Regions from separate parts of the Homo sapiens genome. Here regions 1 and 2 are each linked to region 3. Evidence: chromatin loops called from intact Hi-C (ENCODE). Cell type or tissue: PC-9. All regions are shown on one strand. Links, peaks and the distances in the headings refer to the core of each region. The heading gives the core; the rest is flanking DNA. Region 1 has its middle 310 kb from the start of ACTL7B. Region 2 has its middle 94 kb from the start of ACTL7B. Region 3 has its middle 380 kb from the start of ACTL7B.

Region 1 (6,039 bases), core at 605-5,604, 65 kb after region 3:
GGAGGGAACACGCATGGTGGCCTAGGATGGAAGTGGTGTTACTATATTTTATAATGCAGCCCTACAGCCAGACAGTGACCTAGCCTAGCATAGGTAAAAATGCAGATCACATTACTGATTACAAATGGAACCGAGTTTGGGGTACCTATGAAAAATACCAGAAAGAAACCTCTATCACCTCCCACCAGTCTGATACTTTGTCATTCTCCTTGTCTCTAAAAAGACATTTTATAACTGAATTAATAGGAAAGTCAGTGAGCATCTCTAGGGGACTTTTTGCCCATGTACTGAGTTCCTACTGGGATCCGCTCCATAGACCAAGATCACTTTGTTATAAATGTCTTAGATTTAGGCCTCAATTTCCCCAATCCACAATGTTTTCCCATTTGCTTTGCCCCAGGTCTGATCTGTCTTCCTCAAATCACCTCCTAGGTGCATGCTTGGAGAAGTGGAGCAGTTAAGAGCTTTTGCTCCAGCCCTGTCTCCATGTAGTGCAATACCTGAACACCTGGAGACTCCTGCCCTTTCTGGTTGCAGGTGCATTGGGGACTCTATGGACTGATGGCTCTGCTCTGTGGCCTTCTGCCTCTGGAGAGGGAGAGGGTTCCTTATGATCCTTCTTTCCTCCTCAGGTGGTCTGACAGGGGATGGGAGGGTGCTGGGGGTAGGGTGGTGGTGGCAGCAAAGGTTCATGTCTGATTTTTCTTGAGCATTTAAGACAATACACAGCACACAGAAGGCGCTCAGTCAACCTTTGTTGAATGAATGAATGAATGAATGAACAAAGGAACACGTGAAAAGCAACTGATGTTGAGCCTGGAGAAGCTAGTATTTTCTCTCAGAATTCTCTGGGCACCCTCTATTCTTCTGGCCAATGCCTAGTGTTAGAGGAGAGCCCTTCTTCCTCAGGAGGGAAGGGGAAATAAGGAACATGTATTGGGCACCAGTTGTGTGCCAGGAACTTTACTTACATTGGCTCAGACAATCCTCACAGCAACCCTGTGAAGGTGGTATTACTAGCCCCCATTTTACAGTTGAGGAAACTGAGATTCTCACTGCTAAGCCACTTGCCCAAGGACATAGAGCTGGTAAGTGGCATGGTGGGAATTAGAACACCTTGATCCAGCTGGCTGTGAACACTTGATGCTTGCTACAGTGCACCAAGCTGGCCTGATAGCAAAGTTATTGCAAGAACTGACTCAGGCCCACAGCCTCATAGGCTAAGTTCTCCCTAGTGAACTTCCAGAGAGTCAGGCTGCCCTGTGATGGGGTGGGTGGGAATAAAGGGAGCTAGCACAACACCCCATCTGTAGAGGTGTGCAAGCCTGGTGCCATGTGGTGGCTGGTCTGGCTAGTCACCAAAGCTTCTCTCAACCCTTAGGTCCCTCGCCTTGGTTCCAAGAGATAAAGGATTCTCTCCCAGGTTGCTTTGGGCCTCAGGGCTATTCTCCTGCTCCTTCCACTGCAAACCAATCCAAGAAATCACACGGTTTGGGATCAAAGCTGCTGGGAGGCGTCCTGAAGCACTCTGTGCTGACCCGCTGCTGATCCCTTGAGCTGCTGGGGAGGTCTGGGGAGTATCTTCGTGGTGGGGCTGGGGCCATCCACCCACAGGAGGCTGCCTGAGGGGAGAGAAACCCAAGAAGGCTTCTGTCTCCTCTCCTTAAAGCGGAGCCAGTCTTAAGAGCAGAAACAAGCTCAACTTGAATCACTCTTTTCAGCTCTTTCTGAGCAGCTGCCGGGACTGTGGCGTGAAGAGGAAATGGGAGGACTCAAAGCAACTTCCATGGATTTTCTTAGAAAGTGCTCACCCTTGTTTCACCCAGAAAATAGCATCAGAGGACATCTCTAAAGCTTCTCATTAGGACCCTTAGGATCAAGGCAAATGCTCGTCCTTGAGGAGCATGAAAATGGAAAACCGTTTGCTAACTGCTGCTTGTAGATCTGTCACCCCAAAACCATTGTAGAAATTGGCAAAGAGCTCAGAGACAGAGTTTCATTTCTTGAATCCAAGGTAAAAAAAAAAAAAAAAAAAAAAAAAAAAAAAAAAAAGAATCCAAGGTAACAAAAAAAAAAAAAAATTCATGCTGGGTGGTCAGATTGGTTTCATCACGTGATCAGGACCTTCAGCGGCATTAATGTTCGGTAACAAGCACGAACATGAAATGATGAATCTGACGAATACTAAAAAGTCCCAGAATTATATGTTATAGCTGTTTGCCTTCTGCCATGTTTACTCAAGTGTTTGATCTTTTCCTGCTCCCAACTGCATGAATTTCAAGAGGGAAATACTTGTGAATTTTGTTTTTATACTGTATCCCCCCTTCAGGCTGAGATTCCAAGGCTGTCAGTAGTACTACCTAAGTGGGGAAGACTTTGGGAGAAAGGCATAACATACCCAGTTAGGAATCCAGTGTTACTGAGGAACTGAAAGACAGCCTGACCATGTCACCACCATTTTTATGATAATCATTTCCTTTTTAGTTTCAAGGATGGCCATACTTTTTCTGTTGGTGTATTTCTATAAAGCAGCTTCTTTGCCCGTTAAAACATATTAACCACCAAGACAGAAAATTAGGAATTAGTCACATTATTAGATTGATAAATATGCACTAACAACTCTTGACTTGGGTGAGGCAGCAAATGGAAACAGAAATCCCACTGAACCAGGCTGTATCCCAGCTCTCCAGTGAGCGGCAGCCTCCCTAAGCCTCAGGTGTCTTGTCTTCAAGCTGGGAATGACTGCTTCTTCCCGGCCTAAGGATTCTGTGAGCACCAACTTGGAACCCTGTATATGAGATGCCTTTGTCAACCATGCTACACCTTCTTCAATGTGGAACATGACAGATATTGATCAGCATGGTGGCCCCTGGCTTATTATCTGTAATGAAGGAATGGTCTTTCCAACATGACTGCTAGTCCCAGACACAAATAAAATAAAATTGTAGTCCCGCTGAATATTAAGGAAAAGTGGGGAGCAGCAATGATGTCATTAAACACAGGAAATCAGGCCTGGATGCTATTGAAATGTTTTAAATAAATGCACTCCATCATTGATCAGGCACCTCTTCTAGGTGGCAGTGGGGAAACTGAGGCACAGGCCCTCAGTTGAAGGGAAACCACCATCTTGTGAAGAGACCAGAAAACAGGGCAGATGTTAAAACCATGTGTCCTGAGGTGTGAGGTAAGCTCAGAGAACACCTGAGCCAAAATCAGGTGATCTGGGACAAGTACCTCAAAAAAGCTTTAATGATTGGAATCCAAGGGCGCACCGCCCAGAAGCAGAATGAACCCCCTCCAATTTGCTGCAAAGTGCCCAAGTTCACCTTTCATTCTTGCCCCAGGGATCGGCAGCCCAGGGAAACAGTTAGCTGTGCTCTTGTCTTTGCCCTTGTCTCTCGGGTGTACTTGTCATTCCCACCTGCTGCTGTGTTTATATTCTTCTGCGAGGCCATCAGCTTCTCGGCACAGGGGCTGAAGGTGATGGAAGTGGTGGCTGCTGCTGCTAACATCAAGTGTGAGCTCTCAGAGCTAATTCCACTAGGAGATACTCACACCCACCTCCCAGGGGTGGCACCTGGGAGTGTCCAGGAGGAAGAGTCAAGCCCGAAGAATGCCTAGACCATTGTTAAGGAGCTGCTCCTCCCCGCTGCTCTTTGTGTCATTTAGGCCAGGAGGATTAGGGCGTGTTTTGAGGTTGGCCTGGGGGGATGCCCCATTTCCCCAAACACAGAATGCAATTACAACAGAGGGAGGTCACAGGGCCTGATCTTGTAAGCAAATAATGCTGTCACTAGAGACGGAGAAACTAATGATTTATGTCATTTCCCTCTAACTCCTCACTTTCACGAAGCCCCATTACTCAGACCTGGGACAAAGGTCTGAGTAAGCTGGGGTCCCTCCCACACACAAGCCATGACATGATGAGCTGTTTCAGGCCATGTGCCTTCTGCATGGAGTTCCCTACCTCCACTTCTGTGCCTCAGGGAAGCTCCTACACATCCCATAAGGCCCCATTCAACTGTCACCTCCTGCCTGTAATCTGGACTAATCAGTAGAACTAACTGAATTACAGCACCAAGCCCTGAACTGCCATAGGTCAGCTGCAAACGGGCTGGGCATATTCGATGCCATGAAGAAGTAAGGGTTCTTATAGCAAAGAAGAAAATGCAAAGGAGTATTAGGTAGGAAATAAATAGCGCCTGCCATCAAAATAGTGCATTTTGTACTCCCCACCCATCATTTTCTCCTTTTGGTGACCATAAGATATATTAACATATTAAAGTTTTGAAAACTCTATATATCTTGTTCTACCCAAACTTTCCCTCACTCATATGGCCACAGGATGGATGTTTCTTTCACTTTTTTTTTTTTTTTTTTTGAGATGGAGTTTCGCTTTTGTTGCCCAGGCTGGAGTGCAATGGCATGATCTCCGCTCACTGCAACCTCCGCCTCCCAGGTTCAAGCAATTCTCCTGCCTCAGCCTCCCGAGTAGCTGGGATTACAGGAATGCACCACCACACCCGGCTAATTTTGTATTTTTAGTAGAGACGGGGTTTCTCCATGTTGAGGCTGGTCTCAAACTCCTGACCTCAGGTGATCTGTCTGCCTTGGCCTCCCAAAGTGCTGGGATTACAGGCGTGAGCCACCGCGCCCGGCCTCTTTCAATTTTTTATAACACCTATTAAAATTCTTTAGAAAACACGTTTGAGAAATGCTATCATCTATTTGAGACACGTAACATTTCTAGGAGATAAACATAATTATTCCCATTTTATAGATGATGAGATTGAGGCATCAGGTGATCAAGTAAGTTGTAAAAGTTTACCCAGCTAGGAAGCAGCAGAATCTGGGATTGGAAGCCAAGGCTTCCAACTCCAAGCTAGGTCTTTTTCCATTAAAACCAGATAGGTAGAGAAACAAAGAAACTAAGAGAAGAAAGACAGGTGGATTGTGCTGAATATAAGCAGAAAGAACTGCAAAAAGGAGAGGAAGTGAAGGAAAAAGGGCCTCTTCTGTTAAAGATAGGTCTAAGACAGCAGACAAAGGGCAAAGAGTGGCACTAGTGGCCTCAACTCCATTGGGACCTAGCAGGGGACTGAGTAAAGTGAGGCATTCAGGAAAGGGCCTAGGTCTTTACAGGCTTCTGTCTTTCCTTCCTTTGTTCAACAACCTAGCATTCATGTAACAAATTCTGATTGAGCATCTGCTCTGTTTCAGTCCTTGCTGGATACCAGAGAGAGGACACAGCTTTTAGCCTCTAAAAGATTCCACTCTCCCCAGATAACACGGACTTGTGACCACAGAACCCTTCTAACAATTTCCCTGAACACCCAGGACTCTTGCAGGCTGCCATGCTTTGCACATTCCATTCCTTTCCTGGAGAAAGTCTTTCCCATCTTCGCTTTCTAGAAAAATCTTGCTCAATTTTCCAAGCCCAGCTACACATGGCCCATCTCTGATGCAGCCTGTCCCAGATCCCCCATGGACAATGTGGCTATGGAGCCCCTGAGTCCCTTCTTAGGCTGCCCTGGCTTCTGCCACAGCTCTGTGCACTGTGGTCCGTGTAGAGGAGTTCTCATTCAGAGAGAGTTGGCCCTGAAGGAGTGGACTAAACGAGGGAAGCTCCCACAGCATGAAGAGCACCATCTTCCCAAGTCATCTTCACTTATGTTCCAACTCAAAGCAAGGGAGCAGAGCACAGCTGTGCAATGATGGGAAAGGTGTATACTGATCAGTAATCCTTATGGAAGAGAAAATAGTGAAGAGGAGGGAGGGGCTCTGTATGCCTTTGTAAATCAAAAGCACCCCAGACAGTATTTACTGCCTCAATTCTGTCAATAATGTATCATCGTCACAGCTCCATATGTCAGAGTTGGAAGTTAACATTCCAACATTCTGTTCCCTTTAGTAATGCTTGGATCTGGAGGATATGTGCTGGTCTGGAAAAAATTTTAAAAAGACTCAAAAAGGGCTGGACACGGTGGCTCATGCCTGTAATCCCAGCATTTTGGGAGGCCAAGGCGGGAAGATCACCTG
Region 2 (6,039 bases), core at 452-5,451, 280 kb after region 3:
TCTCTTAAACTCTTTCTCCACTACAATGCCATGGTCTTTCTTTATCCAATGGGCAAGAGAACCCCTCAGGCAGTTACAAATGTCAGAGTTAAAACAGGACACTGATATAGCTGAATGGTCTTCCTAGAACGTAAGGCAGGAGAAGGGTCTCCCACTAGGGTTTAAGTTTTCTCTGTGGAATAATATGGATCCTCGTGTTGGACATGAAAAGGAAGGAGAAAGAGAGCAGCATCCTCCAAAAACTCTGACCATCCAGGCAGCACCTTGCTCCCCAGGAGGAGCTGGCTCTCTTCTTACCCATCATTGGCTCCCTATCCCCTCAGGAGCCCCCACTCCAAGCTAGACACATCCTCCTTGGGCAGGTCTTTCCTGACCTCCATCCAGAAGGCAGGGCTGGAGGCTCCCCCACCATCCCTCCTTGCTGGAGCAGACCTTGACTGAGGCCCTTTGCTGTAGGAATAGTGAACTTGCCTTTTCTCCTGGGTATTCCCTATCAGACCAAGAAGGCCAGGACCTGTGCTCAGCTGCCTCATGTCCCCAGCAGTGACACGTTCCTGGCTCAGCACAGGTGCTCAGCCAATGTTTGCATAACCCAATGCAGCAGAAGGCTCAGAAAGAGAATAGATACTCTGGGCAAATTGGTAATAGAAGGTAAGTCACCGTCACCAGCCTAATGTGATCCTTGCCAATCTAGTCCTTCAGGAATCCCCAGTGAACTCCAGATTCCTGGTGATACGGGAACTAGAAAGAAATTACTCAGGCAGATAGTGAGGGTAAAAGAGTCCTCGGCAGAATTTCCCTTTTAACAAAAAGCAGCCTCAAAATCCTTTCTTTTCTAACAAAGAGCAGCCTGAAAAATTGAGCTCCAGACATAGATAAGCAAGCTGGAAGCCTGCACAGGTGAATGCTGGCAGCTGTGTCAATAGAAAAGTGCTACCTGGGGGCCAGGCATGTTCAACATGGAGGCACCATCTTCTCTTTTGCCACCACGTGTACTGTAAAGAAACAACATGGCGCCAACCAGGCAGAGAACCATTTGCAAGACAAAAGATTAGGGTGAGGGCAGCCAGAAACTCACACCCTATGCAAATGAAACACCTGGTCCAACCAATCCTTTGCACCCTGTGTAAATCAGACACTGCCTCCTCAGGCTCATCTATAAAACCTCCTACATTTCACAGTGAAAGCAACAACCCACTTCTCCAGGACCCCTCTCTGCTGCAGAGAGCTCTTCTCTTTCGCCCATTAAACTTCCACTCTGAACCTCACTATGTGTCCACGTCCTAGTTTTCCGTGACTGTGACACAACGAATCTTGGGTATCATCTCCAAACAACAACACTGCTTCACTGGGCTCCCTTAACTTCAGGAGCTCAGCAACATCAGCAGGTCATTTAATCCCAACCACTCTCCTTTTATTTTCAGATGTCCTTAATTCAGACTCTGCTGCTATTCACTGAGGTTCTTCAAGTTCTCACATTATTGTGTTCCCTTTTCTAACCCTACCCTAATCCTACATTTCAGAATAGAAAAACGTATTTTACAATTCTTGGGCTTCAGAAGAAATAAAAACAGTCTCATATTTCATGAGCACTTTGCACAGTACTACCTTCGTCTCAATCCTCAAAAACAACCCTGAGCAGTGGGTTATTATTATCCCATTTTACAGGCAGGGGCTAGGTTACCTGCCTGCATTCACACAGCCAGTAATTGGCAGGTAGGATTTAAATCCTGGCAGGCCCTGCCCCAAGTCATGGGCTCTTTCCTCCATATTCTTGCTGCAATCAACATCAAATACCTGACAACTCTCCTTTAGCTTGGTCACTGGCTTCCATGAGAATACCAGTACCTTCTCATGGCATGTTGTCCTGCCCTTAGCAAATGGAAGTAAATGCTAATACTGTCTCAATGTCACAGGACTGTAAAAAAGGAGAATCACAGGCTCTAAAGCCAATTGAAAGTTGTGGAGCCTCTGATGTGTCCTTGTGTTGCTCATCAGAACAGCTTGTTCCAAGGCGTAATGTCTACTTTGAGAAAGCCCCAGCATGGCTCCTAGGGCTAGGCTGCCACAACACTCATAAATCGCAGTGACACTCATGTTTACAACATCTCTGTCTGCTCTTCATAAATGGAATTCACACAATTCAGGTGAGCTGGAGAATTAGGCTTATGAGCATGGCATCTGGATATGAAAGTGAAAAAATGTCCACGCTGGAAAGATATTGGAAATACCCAGCCCAGTACTCTTATTCTACCCATAAAGCAGCTGAAGTTCAAGATCCTAGCCTGACTCTGGCCCTCAGACTGCCCATCTGAGGGAAGGGTGAACTCACTCCTCCACTGAGGTTCATTCTAATCTAACTATCTGTGAGACTAGAGGCCCCACTGAGGCTCAAACCCAGCTCTCTGGCCTGGAAGTGCACTAATCTCTGGACTGGAAGGGAACATGGCAGAAACAATAAACAAAAATGGAGCCAAGCATGCTTCTTCTAAGACAGGAGAAAGAAGGATCCATGGCCCATTTGGGGGCTACAGATGGCTGTCTTTTGTTGCATAAAATAGAATCCATCACGATTGGTTTCACTTTCCTTCCCACAAATAATCCAAACCTTCGGATCAAGACCCAAGACACATGCTGTCAGCCAAGTGTGTTGAGCATACACAGAACAAAGTGAAGGCCAAGCTTTAGGTACTCAGCTCACAAGGAGCTGGTACCCCACGTGGAGAGCAGCAAGAAATAAACAAAAAGGTGCCAACTCTTCACTAGCCGGCTACACTGTCTTAATCTTAATGACAGTGATTTGAATGGAAAAGGAATGCAGGAGCAGGCCATTTATCACTCTTAAATAATAAGTTAAAGTTACAGAGATTGAATTGGGCCAAGACTGGCTTTTAATACCGAGAGGGGGGATAAATCAATTATGGAACTCGCACGCCTCCTAGTGGCATATCTGGATTACTGCTGGGGAGGCTTCCTCTCCCACTTGGAACCATCGGCCCTGCCCCAAGGTTCACCGGGACATGATCAGTCCATATCAACTGAGAGCTTCCTTTAGACCAGGCTCTGGGCTATGTGCCATTGCATAATTAGTATCATTAATGCTCACACTAGGTGACTCTCATTAGACCCATTTTATAGACAATGAAAGAAAAGCTCAAAAAGCTTCCATCACTTGCCCAGACTTACGGTGGAAAGGATTCCAACCAAGATTTGTGGAATTCCCTGTTCAGAGCTCCCTCCCCAACATCACACTGAGTACAGAGTGTTGAGGATACAGAGGTGAATAAGATCCAGAACTGTTGGGCCGTTTGATCTTACCGCGTTCACATATTTTAACTGGGCAGGAAGACTCATATTAAATAACCAGAACGCAAAGTCCTAAGTGCTGTTTGCAAAAGGAGTCCAGTTCATGTGCTCCGGGATCCCAGTCCTCCCGAACCCCGGAGCATCCCTGACTCAGCACCCAGGCCCGGGGAAGCAGGGGGCTGGTGCGTAGGCCACTACATTGTTAGTGAGGCCAACTTGAAGAACCGCCTGCTTCCAGCCTGACACTTATGTAAGAAATGAGGCCCTGGGTTGAATCGCTGTAAAAAAAAAAAAAAAAAACAGACATCATTAACCAGCCTAAACCTTCAAACGCTCCAAGTCAAGGCAGAGTCAAAAGAGAGTTAACAAGCCTTCCAATTTGTCTTTTACAGGGGTTGACTTGTCAGGTCAAGGAAGATACAGGATCCTATGGGAACTCTACACAGCGAAAGTCAGCCTGTTATTTTGGCTTGTTGATAGAACTGGCAGGTTAAGAAATGACTGTGGCCAAAGAAGATGCGGGCATCTATTTTTGCAAGGTACCAGGTTGCCATTTTCTGCTTGGCACTGGCAGCAAACTGTCCCACAAGAGAGAAAAACAGTCACAGATTTCTTCACATGCTGGCCTTTTACATACATAGAATTTATGTGGTAGGGATTTTTTTCTTTTATTGATGTATATAAATACATTTCTATAGAAATAATATCATACTTTACACACTATTTTGCAAACTGCCTTTTTCCACCTATACTGTGAATAGTTTCTCAATTACTTAAATATTCTTCATCTTTGATATCTGAAATTCTAATTTATAGATTTAGCTAATTTTGAAATGTATAACTATTTAAAAATAGAAAATGAAGCTTATATGGCTTCAAATTTTTAAAAATCCCTTTATTCCATTTCTTTCTTTTATTATTATTCTTGGGTTTTTTTCTTTACCTTTTAGCTTCTTCTAAGGAAAACAACACTAAAAAATCCTTAAAGCTAAGGTTTTGTTACATTTTCATCTTTCACATTTAACTCTATGTGTGACATATTTTTCCAAATATTTAACCAGTAGCTCCACATCTTTTATTCACATAATGTAGAGGTTAAGGGTGTGAACTTCGGTGTTAGATCTGGGTTCAAATTCTGATTCAAAATCATACTAACTGGGTGACTTTGGGCTGGGCAGTGACTGTGCCTAAGCTTCATTCCCTTGTCTGTAATAAATGAGTAATGATAGGCCAGGCACGGTGGCTCACGCCTGTAATCCCAGCACTTTGGGAGGCGGATGCGGGCGGAACGCGAGGTCAGAAGATCAAGACCATCCTGGCTAACATGGTGAAACCCCGTCTCTACTAAAAATACAAAAAATTAGCCGGGCGTGGTGGCAGGCGCCTGTAGTCCCAGCTACTCAGGAGTCTGAGGCAGGAGAATGGCGTGAACCCGGAAGGCGGAGTTTGCAGTGAGCTGAGATCGTGCCACTGCACTCCAGCCTGGGCAACAGAGCAAGACTCCACCTCATAAATAAATAAATAAATAAATGAGTAATGATAACTCATGCTTCCCTGGGCTACTACAAGAAGTAAATAAATAATACAGCAATAATATTGCATTATCTTTTGCCTGTCTCATATAAATGTAAATAAATACATTATCGTTTTGTATGGAAAGCCCTTTACGAGAGACAGGCAAAAAGATAATGTTCAATAAATGTTATTAGTATTTCTTCCCTATTAATTCAAACTACAGTTGACCTTGAACAAGAAGGGTTTGAATTGCGGGGGTCCACGTATACGCAGATTTTTTCAATAAGAGTGCGCCCACCTCTCCTGCCTCCCCTTCCACCTCCTCCGTGTCTTCTGCTTCTGCCACTCCTGAGACAAAACCAACCCCTCACTTTCCTCTTCCTCAGCCTACTCAATGCTAAGATGACAAGGATGAAGATCTTTATGATGATCCACTTTCACTTAATGAATAGTAAATATATTTTTTCTTCCTTATTCTTTTTTTTTTTTTTTTTTTTTGAGATGGAATCTCGCTCTTTTGCCCAGGCTGGAGTGCAGTGGTGCAATCTCAGCACACTGCAACCTCCACCTCCCAGGTTCAAGCGATTCTCCCGCCTCAGCCTCCCGAGTAGCTGGGATTACAGGTATGTGCCACCACACCCGGCTTTTTCTTTCTTTCTTTTTTTTTTTTTTAGTAGAGACAGGGTTTCACTGTGTTGGCCAGGCTGGTCTTGAACTCCTGACTTCAAATGATCTGCCCACCTCACCCTCCCAAAGTGCTGGGATTACAGGTGTAAGCCACTGTACCCAGCCTATGACTTTCTTAATTTTCTTCTCTCTAGTTTACTGTAAGAATATAGTATATAATACATATAACATACAAAATATGTGCTGACGGTTTATACTGCCAGGAAGGCTTCCAGTCAACAGTAGGCTACTGGCAGTTAAATTTGGGGAGAGTCAAAAGTTGTACATGGATTTTCGACTACACGGGAGACAGCACCCCCTAAATCCCATGTGTTCAAGGATCAACTGTAATACCTTTATGCCACTCTAGATCTGTATACATCTGTCTTTTTCTGAGGTTTCTCTTTTGCCCCATTGCTTTGTCTAATTACTCTTGTATCAGTAGGACACTGCTTTAATTATTTCAGTGTTAGAATTGGTTTCAATAAAGCTGGGGGTGTTACTCTCCTCTTTACACTTCTTTATGTCCGTTTCTTAGCTTTTCTCATATTT
Region 3 (6,039 bases), core at 551-5,550:
TAGTACACAGAAACTCTGAAGAGAGCCAAGAATTCAGTCTGGAGTCTACACGGAGGAGCAACACCCAAACCTCTACCAAACTAGGTCTCAGACTCTTTCCAGAGAAGATGGAGTAGAATTTGTAGTGTAAAATATCTCAGATATGTAAGAAGAGTATATTAAAAGTTTATGAGCAGTCACAAACAGGGCAATTTTCTTTCCATTCAGTTTAACTAACAAGACACTTAGGGATAGAAGTTTCCAAGACGGAGCCACAATTTACCTATTCCAGCCTCTAAAACTATCCTATTTCCACACCACCCTGCTGTGGGAAAATTAACACTGGCATGTCCACACGTATACATGCCACCTATAGAAAACAAAGCGGCTCTCAATAAAGTCATGTCTTTGACATATTCATTGTCCTTCTAGATTCTAGAAACGTATTAACCTGGTTTTTTTTTTTTTTTAAAAAGCCCTAAACTTTATTCTTGAAGTAGAGTTTCTAAAATGAACCCTATTTTATCTTTGCTAAAATGGTTTTAACAGCAGTCTCCCCTTGAAATGAACTTTTTTTTCAGTTATCCCTTTTCTTATGATTATTTCACTGAAAATGAATTTAAGATCATTAAAGCAGATATCTAGATACATTTTTACTGAGCTTCATATTCATCAAAAACAAAGCTCTGTACATGGATAAAGTAATTTTTCCTATACACAGATAATTACTATAGCAATTAAACTGAAGTAAATGTGGTGAAAGAGAAGCGTGGTTTAAATGCTGCAGGAGTGTAGGCCTGAGAGATCATCTAACTGAAGAAAGAATAGAAGGTTTCAGACAACAGGTATTATCCATGGTGACCTTAAAAGACACATAGGATTTCAACAGGAGAAAGGGATGAAGGGAATTCCAAGTAGAGGGAGAAGTGTGAACCAGGTAAGAAGCCAAATGGTGGATAAAGACGCACAATAGAGAAAAGGACTGGAAATAGCAATTGAAGACCTTGAATACCCAGCTAACAAATTTGACCTCATTCAGTAAACACTGGAGAGTCCTGATTTTTCATCACCGGAAGGAACTGTCAGATCTGGGCTTTAAAAGACCAGTTTAATTGCAAGTGTCCTGTGGGCTAGATAAGATCTGGGCTTTAAAAGACTAATTCAATTACAAGTGTCCTATGGGCTAATAAGCAGACCAGATCTGAAACAAATTTGACCAGATCACCAGAACCAATTTTCTTTAAAATATCCCCATCCTCTGGAAAAATTGGCAAAATTAGAAAAGGATTTTCTCAGTAGAAAAAATGCTTTCAACAACCTTTGGAAAGATAAAATCATGGATAAATTACCATATATTTGTCACAGGAAGTAGACCAGGCATTTTAGCTTGGTGTAAATTTCTGAGCCATGAAATTATTGAATATTGCTATGAAAGTCTTTTAGAAACTACTTTATCAAACCCCTTCATATGGTATCTGGAAAAACCAGGATCCACAAGGAAGCCATTTGGGCTTGTGCAGTAGAGTAAAACTTAGTGTGTGTTAAATACAGGGTCTACTAATGAAAGACCAGTGTTTAGCATTCTTCTGTGCTCATCTGTCCAATGATAGGGACAAATACTCTTTTTCATACAGGGCCATATAGTACAGTGGAGGTCTGTGTTCAAATCCCAGATTCTCCACTTAATTCTTGGGTGAGCAAGTGACCAACTGTCTGTTTTTATTTCCTTTTCTCTAAAAAAACGTTGGCGGGGGAAAATGAGTACCTGTTTTATAGGGCTGTTGTGGGGATTAAGTGAACTAATTTATATAAAGTTCTTAGAACAATGACTAGCCCAGAGTAAGTGCTCCATCAGTGTTAGTCATTCTTATTTATAGAAAGAATATCAGAACCAGAGCTCTTCCAGAATAGAAGCAGTTGCTTCAACCAGCAGGAAATGTTCTGTTGATGGACAAGTCCAAGCCCCAAAGCCTCACCAGGATGGTGGCCTAGCATCACATGGTCTAGGTTAGGAGGTCTACCTGCCCTACACAATGTCTCGGTCTTTGAAATAAGAATAAAATGATGAGTGTTACAGTTTTATGGAACAAAGTAAGAATCCAATAACAATTCAGTGTTCCATTTAAACCATATCATGCAAAGTAAATCATTTATCTCATTTTATAGATAGGAATCTGAGATATGCACACATTGAGGGTCTTTTGACTACAACTCCAGGGTCTTTCTCCTGCTGAACCCTGTGTGGCCGTGGAACAATCATAAGTGAACATAATATACAAGATGTAGGACATGGGCCCGACAAGAGAATCAACACGTCTCTAAGTGCAGACAAAATCATAAGAATTACAGGGGCTCCTAGATTGGAGAGGCCTTAACCAGGGCTTTGGAATTATGGCAGCAAAAGAATCTCTTTGGTGAAACTGCATCTTAAAAACACTATGTAGAATCGAATCTGGATGCAATGCTAGCATTCAGAACAAAACCCAGTTATTGGATACTTAATATAAGTTAAATATTCAATTATGAAGTTTTATGCACACTAAGGAATTGCTTGCTATCTCTTTAGTAATTGATGTATTTCCATACCCGATCAGAAACTAAATCAGCTCTCCACTTTCCAGGACATAAAACTTTCCAATTTGTTTGCATTTCAAAAAATTGCTCACACACACACATTTGAATTATGACTCATGAAAAGAGAAATAACAATACAGTCAGTCACACGTTGCTTAACAGCAGGGATATGTTCTGAGAAATTGTCGTTAAGTGATTTCATGGTTGTGCAAACATCATAAAGTGCACTTAACACAAATCTAGATGGTATAAGCTACTACACACCTAGGCTATATGGCATAGCCTATTATTCCTGGGATACAAACCTGTACAGCACGTCGCTGCTTACCTCAGAAGCACCATAAACATGTGAGTAATTATGATGGCTATACTGTCACTCGATGACAGGAATTTTTCAGCTCCATCATAATCTTGTGAGACCACTGTCACATACGCAGTCTACAGTTGACCAAACATCATTATGTGGCACATGACTGTACTTTTTATTTGTACATTTCTTTCTAGTTTCTATTGTGCTGTACTATCCATCATAGCAACTGAACTTATAACAATGCTGTGTGGTAGGTATTGCTATCCTTGATTTTATGGTCAAGACGTCAAAACATTGACTGGTGCAGAGTCACCCAGATAATTAGGCCAAAGCCATAGAAACAAAATCTGATGACTCCATGTCTAATGCTTTTCGTGCCACGACAGAGCCATCATGAACAGTGAACATGAAGGATCTCCACCAAGCTTGATGTCTGGGAACTATTCAACCCTCGGTGGAAGTTTGTTGGGTTCCCATGTTTATCTGAGTTATTTTACCAGGTTCCTGTAGGACTCACTCATCTCACTGGACTCTGCTGCCCTAACCCAAGGGGACTAGGCAGGTTTTCCCAATGCCAGATGGTTGGGCTGGGAGAAGCATTATAAACGAAATGAGTGAGCCACTACATCCCAGGGGAAATGCCGCTTGGATCTTTGAGAAGAGGCCAAGGGGGTGCCTGACAAGACCCAAAGGGAACCGTTATTATGGGCAATTCACAGGGTCCATGTTCTGGCCCTTCCCCTCACAGGCTCATAAATTCCTCCTGTCAGAGCTACAGATTTGACTGGGCCCAGAGCACTGACTCACACTAGTAATGCGCACAGAGACATTCATCAAATTAGCTGCCAAATCTGCTCGTTCGCAATGAGGAAACTCATTGTCAAGGGGATGGGTGCTCGTGTCAGCCTGACCAGCTGTGGGCAGCCTACAGGGAGAGTCAAGTAACCAGAGGCTCTTTCGTGGGCCTCACCCTGATTAGTGGCAGAGAATTAACTGGATGATCAAAATGTTTAGTGGTCAGAGGCGGGATAACAGATGACACTTCTGTCTCATTGCAGGACAGACTTATCAGAGAGAGAGAGAAACTGAGGCCAGTCTGACCAGATGTGTCATCATAAGGCTGCTGAGATGACACTGGCACCCTCTGTGACCCTCCTTTAGCTGAGTTTGTTCCGTACCAACTCCGTTCTGACAGACACATTCTGAACTACATTTCTGAATGTCAAGTTTGGCTGTAGCCAGGACTAATTCTGGCCCGTGAGTCATTCTGATTCTTTAAAGAGATTTTGCCCCACTCAAAACTAATACTTTCTATGTTGATTTCTGAGCCTAATTCCCAGAGTGCAATCTGATGTCCCTTATTTTCAAGTTTGTGGTGAGACTACACTCATCACTGTCAGCCCTGTGTCAGAACAGTCTGACTCACCCATTTCACTTTTGCAAAGTAAAAAAAAACAAACTTTAAAAATTCTTATTACAAAACCAACATAAGCCCTGTATTTAAAAACTAGTAAACATATGTACACACATCCACACACAGATTTAATCTCCTTTAATCCCAATGACTCAGTACATTCTGTCAATTCTCTTTATGTACACATTTTAATAAAATAATAATATTTTGAAAATTGCTTTTTCACTTTACATATTATGAACATCTTTGTTAACAAATAGAATTCTAAAACATCATTTGGATGACTATCTGCTATTCCATTCTATGAATAAAATTAAAATTATTTAAGCAAGCGTCAGTGGTTGGATATTTAGGTTGTTTCCAACTTTTTGCTCTTACGGCACACTGCACTGCAGATCCTTATGGATGAATATTTTTAATAAACATTTTATTTTAGAAGTATTTTAGGTTTGCAGAAAAGTTGCAGCCAGTATAGAGTTCCCATAATATAGAGTTCCCCTAATGTTAACATCTTATATTACCATGGTACATTTGTCATAACTGAAAAACCAACATTGGTATGTTAACATTAACTATACTCCAGACTTTATTCAGATTTCATTAGCTTTTCTACCAATGTCCCTGTTCCGTTCCAGGATCCAAATAAACATATCACATTGCATTTAGTGTAGCTGAATTTTTACGCACACATATACAAGAATTCCGTGACTTAGGCAATGGGGTTATGTCCTCATAAACCCATCATAAGTTGAAAATATCCTAAGTTGATAATGCATTTAATCCAACTAACCTACTGAACATCATAACTTAGCCTGGCCTATTTTAAACATGCTCAGAACACTTACATTAGCCTACAGCTGGGCAAAATTATCTAACACAAAACTTATTTTATTAGAAAGTGTCGAATAGCTTATGTAACTTCTTGAATACTATACTGAAAGTGAAAAACAGAATGATGGTGTAGGTACTGAAAGTATGGTTACTACTATACCATGCATATTGCTTCTGCACCATAGTCAAGTCCAAGGCTCTTAAGCAGAACCATCATTAAGTTGGGGACCATCTGTATTACTTCCATTTATTCCTGGACATGAAAGAATAAACTCCTGGAAGTGCTGGACCAAAAGACACAGAAGTTTTGAAATTTTTTGATACACGTAACTGAATTGCCCACCAGAAGTGTTATACCAACGCACATTCCTCCCATTAATGCATTAGAATGTCCATATACATGCTGACAATGCTGTTTCTTGTAACCACTTTGAACCCTATTATGATGGTGTCACAGCAAAGTCAAATTATAGAAAGAATAAGCTGATTAATGTTGAGGGCCCTATCTCTGTTTATCTGGCTGGGTGCAGGGAGGTTTTAGCATATGTGCAGATTGGTGAGCTATATGTCCTTCAAGCAATCCTCTAATGTCTTATGTGATGACTAGCTAAGCCTTGAATAGATATCAAGAAGTAGTGAGCCTAACGGTCAATGCATGGCCAGAGAAGTGTACCTGGGAGCTCTTTCATGTTGCCAAGATTACAGTCGTCTTCAGTACAGCTCCATAGACACGTGTGCTGGAAGGAATCAATGTGCTGTACTACATCAGCTTTCAAGTTTTTTTTTTTTTCTACCATGACTCCCTGCTCAAAAGCACATTTTAAGTCCCTAGAAAAAATTATTTACTATGAGCAATGCTGTCTGAAATTTTCCATTCTATTCGATTTCAATGCGTAATCTTACAAGCACTGAACTTGTGCTGTCTGCTATA

What was found. A loop is a pair of places that touch in the nucleus more often than their neighbours do. Peaks named below come from ENCODE experiments on the same cell type or tissue, not always from the same donor. Only the 100,000 strongest peaks of a DNase experiment are listed, where the experiment ranks them.
Region 1: it touches region 3 in a loop (4-fold over the local background); 10 of 110 quality-filtered maps call a loop at or near these places.
Region 2: a loop joins it to region 3, with 2.3 times the contacts of the local background. A loop is called at or near these places in 8 of 110 quality-filtered maps.

The regions. Positions count from the first base shown.
Region 1 is chr9:108,539,753-108,545,791 of GRCh38, forward strand. No RefSeq gene overlaps it. Among named protein-coding and RNA genes, the nearest start is that of ACTL7B, 310 kb to the right of the region's middle. In PC-9, for the core only: a CTCF peak has its summit at 3,420; a DNase peak (open chromatin) is centred at 3,699; H3K4me3 peaks cover 361 bases; H3K27ac peaks cover 1,641 bases.
Region 2 is chr9:108,759,038-108,765,076 of GRCh38, forward strand. No RefSeq gene overlaps it. Among named protein-coding and RNA genes, the nearest start is that of ACTL7B, 94 kb to the right of the region's middle. In PC-9, for the core only: CTCF peaks have their summits at 2,914 and 3,120; no DNase peak of the experiment used is centred there.
Region 3 is chr9:108,474,936-108,480,974 of GRCh38, forward strand. No RefSeq gene overlaps it. Among named protein-coding and RNA genes, the nearest start is that of ACTL7B, 380 kb to the right of the region's middle. In PC-9, for the core only: a CTCF peak has its summit at 3,144; DNase peaks (open chromatin) are centred at 2,716, 3,706 and 4,236; H3K27ac peaks cover 2,532 bases.